Linked DNA regions of Homo sapiens: region 1 is linked to region 2. Evidence: read pairs that join two places in POLR2A ChIA-PET (ENCODE). Cell type or tissue: PC-9. All regions are shown on one strand.

Region 1 (4,000 bases), 260 kb before region 2:
AACACAAGTCTGCACCTCCAGAGTCCGGGCATGCCAGGCGGGTCCACCAGACCGTGTTCTGCCCACGCAGTGGCTCAGCTTGAGAGATGGCAGGTACATTAGGAAACTGCAAGTCATTCTGGCAGAAGCAGGAGTAGGGTGGAGCTGATAAAGGATGCTACTGCAGGCAGATGGAGGCCAGGCTAACTTGAATTGAGTCTTATATCACACCTGCTGGTCTCCATGAAGCCCATCCAGGTGAGAGCAACCTACGCTCACTTCTCTCTTTACCTCTCTGCCCACGGTGCGTATCGTGCACAGGTGAGCTTTAGATGTGGCTAAATAAATACAATTGAGTGCTTTACTGAATACTGTCTTGTCTCAGTTTCTCACGATTTTATGTGTATGCATTTGGTCTCTCAAGCAAATTTTAAGATTCTTTAAGGTGGAGACTGATGTTACTATAGACTTCTTAATAACCACCCCCCTTGGTGCTGAGCCTACAGAAAATGTTCAGAAAAAATTTACTGATGGAGGGTTGTCAATAAATGGCTTTTGGATTAGATTCTACTTATTTTTCTAAAATCTCAAGTGTTTAAAAATTGGACTTGAGCTTGAACTTGCTTTTATTTTCGTTTTGACACTCACCAGCTTCGTGCTGTCCCTCCAGCTTTTCTCTGTGGTTTGTTTGTGCCTGGTGCTTCTGTTTGAGCTGCTTGACCTTGCCTTATGGTTACACTTTCCACCTCCTTTCCTGCTGTGTCTAACAGGCTCGTTTTCTTCCAGACATTCAAGGTTGAGTGGGTGCAGGTGGGCAGGCAGGTGATTCTTTCTTGAATGGTTCATTGGCCATTCACATTGGTGTGTTGCTTGATTTTAATCACAATTGATTAACCTTCACTTGTTTCGGTAAATCTGGCCAGATCTATCTGGGACTAGAACTCTGGAACTATGTTAACCACATGTGGCTATTTACATTGACCTGAGTTAAAATTAAATAAAATTTAAAATTCAGTTCCTCGGTCACACTAGTCACATTTCAAGTACTTCTGGCCACATGTGGCTAGTAGCTACTCCACTGGACAGCATAGATTTAGAATCTTTCCACCATTGTAGAATGATTTGGGCTGAGAATATTGAATAAATTAACAAATTCTAGGGCAAAACTGAGCAGTATAAAAATAAATTTTGATAAAGGACTCTTATTTTGACTATTTATTATTCCTTGTAATATTAGCAGAATTCCCAAGGATAAAATTACATTGTAGAACTTATTATATAATCATTTGTTTAAGTATCTATGACTTCTAACAAATCTATGTGCTCTTCGAGCATAAGGAACATTTTATCTTTCCGTCTCTGGACTTGGAGTTGTGTCTGGCATAGAAAGGGCTCAAAAACATTTAGAGAATAAATACATAAGTGCTTAGAAACCTCATTTAATTTTCTTTATTGCAAACTATAGCTATTAGTCTCACATATTATCTTCTGAGATGTACCAATTTTTTTTTACCTATTCTTACTAGTCTTAATGTATTTTTTGAGAATATGAAAGAAAGGAAACATTCAAGAATTACATACAAATCTGTTTAAATGAAAATATGAGAAATCTATGGTGAAGACCTAGAAGGAAAAGCCCTCTATGGGGCCCATGTGGGATCAGCAGAGTCATGACTCTGGGGGCGATGTGACACTCATTTGCCTTTCTTGTGGAGTTGGCGGGAGACAGCATGGGGCATCATGACTTGATGGCCACAGGTGTCCTATCCTTCCCAAGGAAGGCGGTACAGACACGGAAAGCCGGCTTCCTGTCCCCTTCCTGTCCCTGGAGGGGCCCTCTGCCAGAACCCTGGGATGCTTATCTGGGCTCTGCAGATCTTTGGAATGAGGTCATCCAGGAAGTTGAATCCCTTTGATGCAATTATCTCTGCATCCTTGGCCTTTTGTTCTCATGGAGAGTAACCGGTGACCCTTGTGCTTCTTACGTGGTTAGAACAGCTGTTGTGAGGTGGGTGCCAGATGCACATCCCTGGGTGGCTGGACACATCCTTCCCAGCTGTCAGGATGGGTCCAATGGATGTAGGTGCCTCCCTGCTCCCGCCATAACACTGTTGTGAACCTGCAAAGGAGTTGAGAGGACAAAGGAGAACGTGATCGGTGGTGGATGATCTTACACACATACGTATACACACATGTTCATCATGACAAAGCCCAGCAGTTTTGTTCTTTAATTCATCTCAGTTGACAACCAGTTATACCAGTTCAAGGACTCATTCTTTCCTGAATGAGTAGTGGTGGGTAGCTTTTTGGAATAGCACAGTCCTAAATCTGTCTATCCTTTCACATCTTCCAATATACGCTTCCTAATTGTATAGGTATACTTTGCAATCTTTCCTGCCCAATAGAAGTTCTCCTATGTGGCAGGCCCAAATATCCACAATTTGGGTCCCCTTTCCTACATAGATCTCCTCTCCTTAAAACTGGTTTGGCCTAACCTGTCTTTGTGCTTTTGTGAGCAGGAAAATCCTCTCTCCCTGGGGTTACAATGAGTCATTATGTGGAGGGGGTGGAAGGGCTTGAAATAGTAAGTTGGGGGAAGGTGTCCTGTGGCTGTTACAATTTGGGTCCCCTTTCCTACATAGATCTCCTCTCCTTGAAACTGGTTTGGCCTAACCTGTCTTTGTGCTTTTGTGAGCAGGAAAATCCTCTCTCCCTGGGGTTACAATGAGTCATTATGTGGAGGGGGTGGAAGGGCTTGAAATAGTAAGTTGGGGGAAGGTGTCCTGTGGCTGTTACAGAAGTCTGGTCAAATTACCAGGTTCTCTGTCTTTTGGGGTGCAATGAATGGGAGCTTGCGAAGTTTGCTTTTTGATTTTGGGTTTTGTTTTGTTTTTTTTTGGTGAAATAACTCATTTAGGTTCTGTTAGATTCTGGGATTCTCTTTCTTCTCATTCTTCCCCCTGTGTTTTTCTATTTTTCATTTTCCAGTTGATTACTGAAATGTCCTATGAGCAGTCAGGCCGCATTTGCTGGCAGGAACGGCAGAGCTGAAGGGCTGAGTATTTTTCTACCTGAGGTTGAGCTCATGAAGCAACTGGCAGTTCTTTGCTGTCAGGGAGTTATGAGAGCATTTCTCTAACAAGAGACGAGGCTGCTATTGTACATGTGTGTGCTTTAATATTGCTTACCTATGTAATCCGTAGTGGATCATGGTACACATTTGCTGTTTTTTTGGCTACCTAGTGTCCGTTCTCCTTTCTTCTGGGTAGTAATTTCTCAATTTTCATTCAGGTATTGTACTAGTCAAGGTTTAGGAAGGAAACAGACGGCAAATCACATAGTTTAATGAAGGGGCTCATTACAGAGATATGGGTAGAATGAAGACTGTCCATTTGTTCAGGCTGCTATCACAAAATACCATAAACTGGGTAGCCTGTAAACAATGGAATTTATTTTTCCTTAGAGACAGAGTCTCACTCTGTTGCCCAGGCTGGAGTCAGTGGTATGATCTCAGCTGGCTGCAACCTCTGCCTCCAGGGCTCAAGCGATCCTCCCACCTTAGCCTCCCAAGTAGCTGGGACTACAAGTGTATGCCACTACAGCTGGCTAACCTTTTATTTATTTATTTATTTATTTATTTATTTATTTATTTATTTATTTATTAGGTATAGGGTTTCTCTATGTTGCCAAGGCTGGTCTCAAACTCATGGCCTCAAATGATCTTCCCACCTCAGCCTCCCAAAGCACTGGGATTAGAAGCGTGAGCCATCACATCCAGCCCAGAAATTTATTTCTCACAGTTCTAGAGGCTTGGAAGTTCAAAATCAAGGCACAAGCAGATTTGGTGTCTGGCGAGGATCTACTTCTCATAGACAGCCATCTTCTCACTCTAACCTTACATGGCAGAAGGGGTGAGGGGTCTCTCTAGAGTCTCTTTTATAAGGACACCAATCCCACTGATGAAGGTTCTACCCATGATCTAATCATCTCCCAAAGGCTCCCTCTCCTAATACCATCGCCT
Region 2 (4,000 bases):
TACCTTTCCTACTTTTGATAATTGAGAAAATTGAGAACCATATCATATTGCAGATCGTGTACTTGAGCTTCTGGAAATTTTCAGTGTACATGTGTTATTTGTGAGTAGGCACAGCTGCATATAACAGAAAAGCTCTAATGATGATTTAAACATGGTATAAATGTATTTCTCTCTCATGTGAAAATAAGTATGGAGAAATACAGTCCGCAGCCGATAAAGCCACTCTGATATCAGTCAGTTCTGAGATTCCTTATTTGAACTTGATTTCCTGGGCCCTGATGGACACTAGCATAACTGTCCAGGCAGCAGGATGAAGAAAGTCATGAAGAGCACACTTGCCCGTCACACACGGCTTCTGCTTTTACCTCATGGACCAAAACTTAGTCTTGTGGCCACATCTAGCTGCAAGTGAAGCTGGCAAATATATTGTATATTGTTTTGTTGTGACTTTAAAATATCAGGGGAGCAACATGCCCAGGGAGAAAAAATCAAAGTTTGATTCCCAAAAAAGGGGCAAATGGCATGTAATTTTGTAAATAGAAGCTTATGTTAAGTTTGTTTTGATATTGTAGACCCAATACCATAATTATGTATTTGTTTCTTCAAAGAAATATGGACATACTATGTTTTAACGCATTGTATAATTGTCAAGGGAAAGGGGTCCTGATTCAGACCCCAAGAGAGGGTCTTTGTGTCTCACGCAAGAAGTAATTCAAGGCGAACCCATAGAGTAAAGTGAAAGCAACTTTGTTAGAGAAGTAGAGAAACGAAAGAATGGCTACTCCATAGGCAGAGCAGCAGCTTGAGCTGCTGGACTAAGGATACTTATAGTTATTTCTTGATTATATGATAAACAAGGGGTGGGTTATTCATGAGTTTTTCTGAGACTCAACGTTCCTCCCCTTTTTAGAACATATGTGGTAACTTCCTGATTGTTGCCATGGCATTTGTAAATTGTCATAGTGCTGGTGGGAGTGTCTTTTAGCATGCGATTGTATCATAATTAGCATGTGATGAGCAGTGAGAACAACTGGCGGTCACATTTGTCACTATCTTGGTTTTGGTGGGATTTGGCTGGCTTCTTTACCACATGTTGTTTTATCAGCAAGATCTTTGTGACCTGTACCTTGTGCAGACGTACTATCTCACCCTGTGGTTTAGGATGCCTTAACCTTCTGGGAATGCAGCCCAGTAGGTATCAGCCTTATTTTACCCAGCCCCTATTCAAGATGGAGTCACTCTGGCTCAAATGCCTCTGACATAGTCATTTTTTTAAAAAGCCTGTGAAGTGGTTTGGATTATCTCTGATATCCTCCTCAACAAGTGAATATTTAGAATAATCTTACATATGCTTAGCATGCAAGGTTTAGTTAGCTATAAGTACTTTTCTTATGTCTGATTTGAGCTGTTGATTTCATGTTTGAGAATTATACATCATTCACTCTAAATTCTTGTCATTGTTAGAAACATTTTTCATATAAGAAATTAAACATGAACTAAGAAATATTCCATATATTATTGCTTGGAAGAAGTATTATTTAAACAATGGCACAAATTAATAAATCTACTCTTATAGAGTAGATTTTAGTATCTAATTGTATATAATATTCTATTATTGTGACATAATAAGAAATACATACTTGGTCTCTGCCACTGGGCTGGAGCTCTTAAAACCATGGAATTTCATGAGTGATAGAAGTGATAGGAGCATCTTTTGTTTTAGTATTTGGTTTTAATCACTTATTCTTAACACAAGAGTTTCTAAGACCTTTGGAATGTCTAGAGTGATAGGAGAATCTTTTTGTATGCTAATATGATGACTGGTGGCTGGGGTCCCTAGATAGCTTCAGGATGGGAGCTGGTTGCCAGAAAGACAAGGCATGACTAGAGGGATAGAGCTTTTGGTCCCAGCCCTCAACGTCTGGGGAGGGGAGGGAGATGGAGATTGACTTAATCACCAGTGGTCCATGATTTAATCAATCATGCCTACCTAATGAAGCTTCTATAAAAACTCTAAACAATGAAATTCAGAGAGCTTCCAGGTCGGTGAACACATCCATGTGCCATGAAGATAGTGAACCCAAACCCCACGGAAACAGAGGCTTCTGTGCTCAGGACCTTTTTAGACCTCATGCTGTGTAACTACTCACCTGACTGTTCATCTTCATCTCCTTTATAATAAAGCAGTAAGTGTAAGTAAATGTTTCCCTGAGTTTAGTGAGCCCTTAACAGGTACTTGTCAGACCGCAGAGGGTGGTTGTGAGAACCCTGATATAGAGCCCACTGGTCAGAAGTACAGGTGACAACCTGAGACTTGTGATTGGCATCTGAAGTGGGATGCAGTCTTGTGGGATTGAGCCCCTGGTCTGTGAGGTCTGTGCTATCTCCAGGTAGTGTCAGAATTGAATTATAGGAAACTCAGTTGATGTGTTGAGAGTAGAAAAATGGTTTTTTTTCAGTATAATCTTTCATATAGAGAATTCATCTAGAAAGGAGGGAAGAATTTTATGATTTGGCCTTTTGTAAACAATTTTTTTAGTTTTTACCTTTACATTTCAATTTTAAAAAATATAAATATGTGTAACTGGTCAGTCTTAAAAACATTAGGAATTTGTGGACCATTTCAGTCCTTCCACGTGATTGTCAGTTCTACCTTTTGAAAAGCAAATTGGCTGATCTCGTATCTATTTGCTATGGCCAGGTGTCCACTAGAAAATAAAAAACAAAATAAAATTTGAGTAGGAATAAAGGAACTCCAGCATCCTGGCACTTAGGAAACAACTTTATAGGGGCATCTTTGGTGATTTAAGACCAATGAAAGACCACCTTCTTGTGTCTATGACTCTACTCCCGCTTCCAAACCTGGAGATTCTGTTACTTTCCTGCATTTTCTTTTCCCCTAAACCGGATGGGTTATTTGGGTCCACACTCTCGGGAGAGCATAGTGTAATGAAAGAACCAGGGCTGGGACTTAGGCCCTTCAGACATCATCTTGCTGAGGAGCCCTGGGTGGTTATTCTCTTTATTCATCTCAGCCTCAGTGCTGTCACCTCAAAAAAGATAATGTGCAACCTACCTTCTAGGGTGGATATGAGGGGCGCAGGCCATGTAGGTAAAGCCCTTAGTGTTAACAGGTGTGGAATGTTGGGTGGTGATTCCGTGATTATCATTAGCACTGGCACAGTTTGTGGTCAATAAAGGGTGGCTGTTTTGAGTATATTTAACTAGCGAGGCCGCTATCATTTTCCTCCCTTACTTTTTCTCCTTGCCCATTGAAGCCACTCTGGCTACCTGGTGCATGGCCAGATAGATATGGTTCAAAACAAATTTGGGGCTCCCTAGAAAATAAAGACAAAATAAAGTTTGAGTAGGAATAAAGGAACTTCAGCATCCTGGCACTTACATGGAAAACAACTTGATAGGAACATCTTAGGTGACTCAAGGCCAATGACATATGCTGGGTAGGGGTTGGGGTGTGGAGGACTGCCCAGACATTCACAGGAGTGTGATATTCATCAGCCTGGGGTGTGGAGGATGCCTTATGTGGTCATTTAATTATCTCACCAATCAGATTCCCAAGCTCTGTGAACAACTTTCCATTCTCCATGGCAGAGGGCACAGTTGTCATCCCTTAGTCACAGAAGTTCAGTAAATGGTTGCTGACCAAACCTTTCTCTGTGACCCAAAAACATGAGTCTTCCTTTCACCTGTGTGAGAAAGAAAGCAGCTGTGTGTTATTGAAAAGAACACTAATAACAGCTCTGGAACCAGAACACAGAGGCATGTCTCCTGTCAGCCACTGGTTGATATATTTGTCCTAGCAGTATTTTTAAATACAGGCAATACATTAAAGTAAATTTTCTTGTGTTGAAAATTGTCAGTAAATGTAAGATCCTGTGCCAGATTATTTCGAAAGAACCTCAATTGGCCAGGCGCAGTGGCTCACGCCTGTAATCCCAGCACTTTGGGAGGCCGAGGTGGGTGGATCATTTGAGGTCAG

The links. Peaks named below come from ENCODE experiments on the same cell type or tissue, not always from the same donor. Only the 100,000 strongest peaks of a DNase experiment are listed, where the experiment ranks them.
Region 1: POLR2A ChIA-PET joins it to region 2 with 5 read pairs; 2 of 35 experiments call an interaction of 5 or more read pairs at or near these places.

What each region holds. Positions count from the first base shown.
Region 1 is chr7:22,432,016-22,436,015 of GRCh38, reverse strand. The region is part of intron 4 of STEAP1B (STEAP family member 1B); the gene reads left to right. Among named protein-coding and RNA genes, the nearest start is that of STEAP1B, 66 kb to the left of the region's middle. RefSeq lists a cis regulatory region at 1,837-1,854 and enhancers at 1,774-1,918, 1,692-1,986. In PC-9, no CTCF peak of the experiment used is centred here; DNase peaks (open chromatin) are centred at 1,885 and 2,205; H3K4me3 peaks cover 433 bases; H3K27ac peaks cover 2,943 bases.
Region 2 is chr7:22,176,757-22,180,756 of GRCh38, reverse strand. All of the region lies in intron 11 of RAPGEF5 (Rap guanine nucleotide exchange factor 5), which reads left to right. Among named protein-coding and RNA genes, the nearest start is that of RAPGEF5, 180 kb to the left of the region's middle. RefSeq lists an enhancer at 1,511-2,013. In PC-9, no CTCF peak of the experiment used is centred here; no DNase peak of the experiment used is centred here.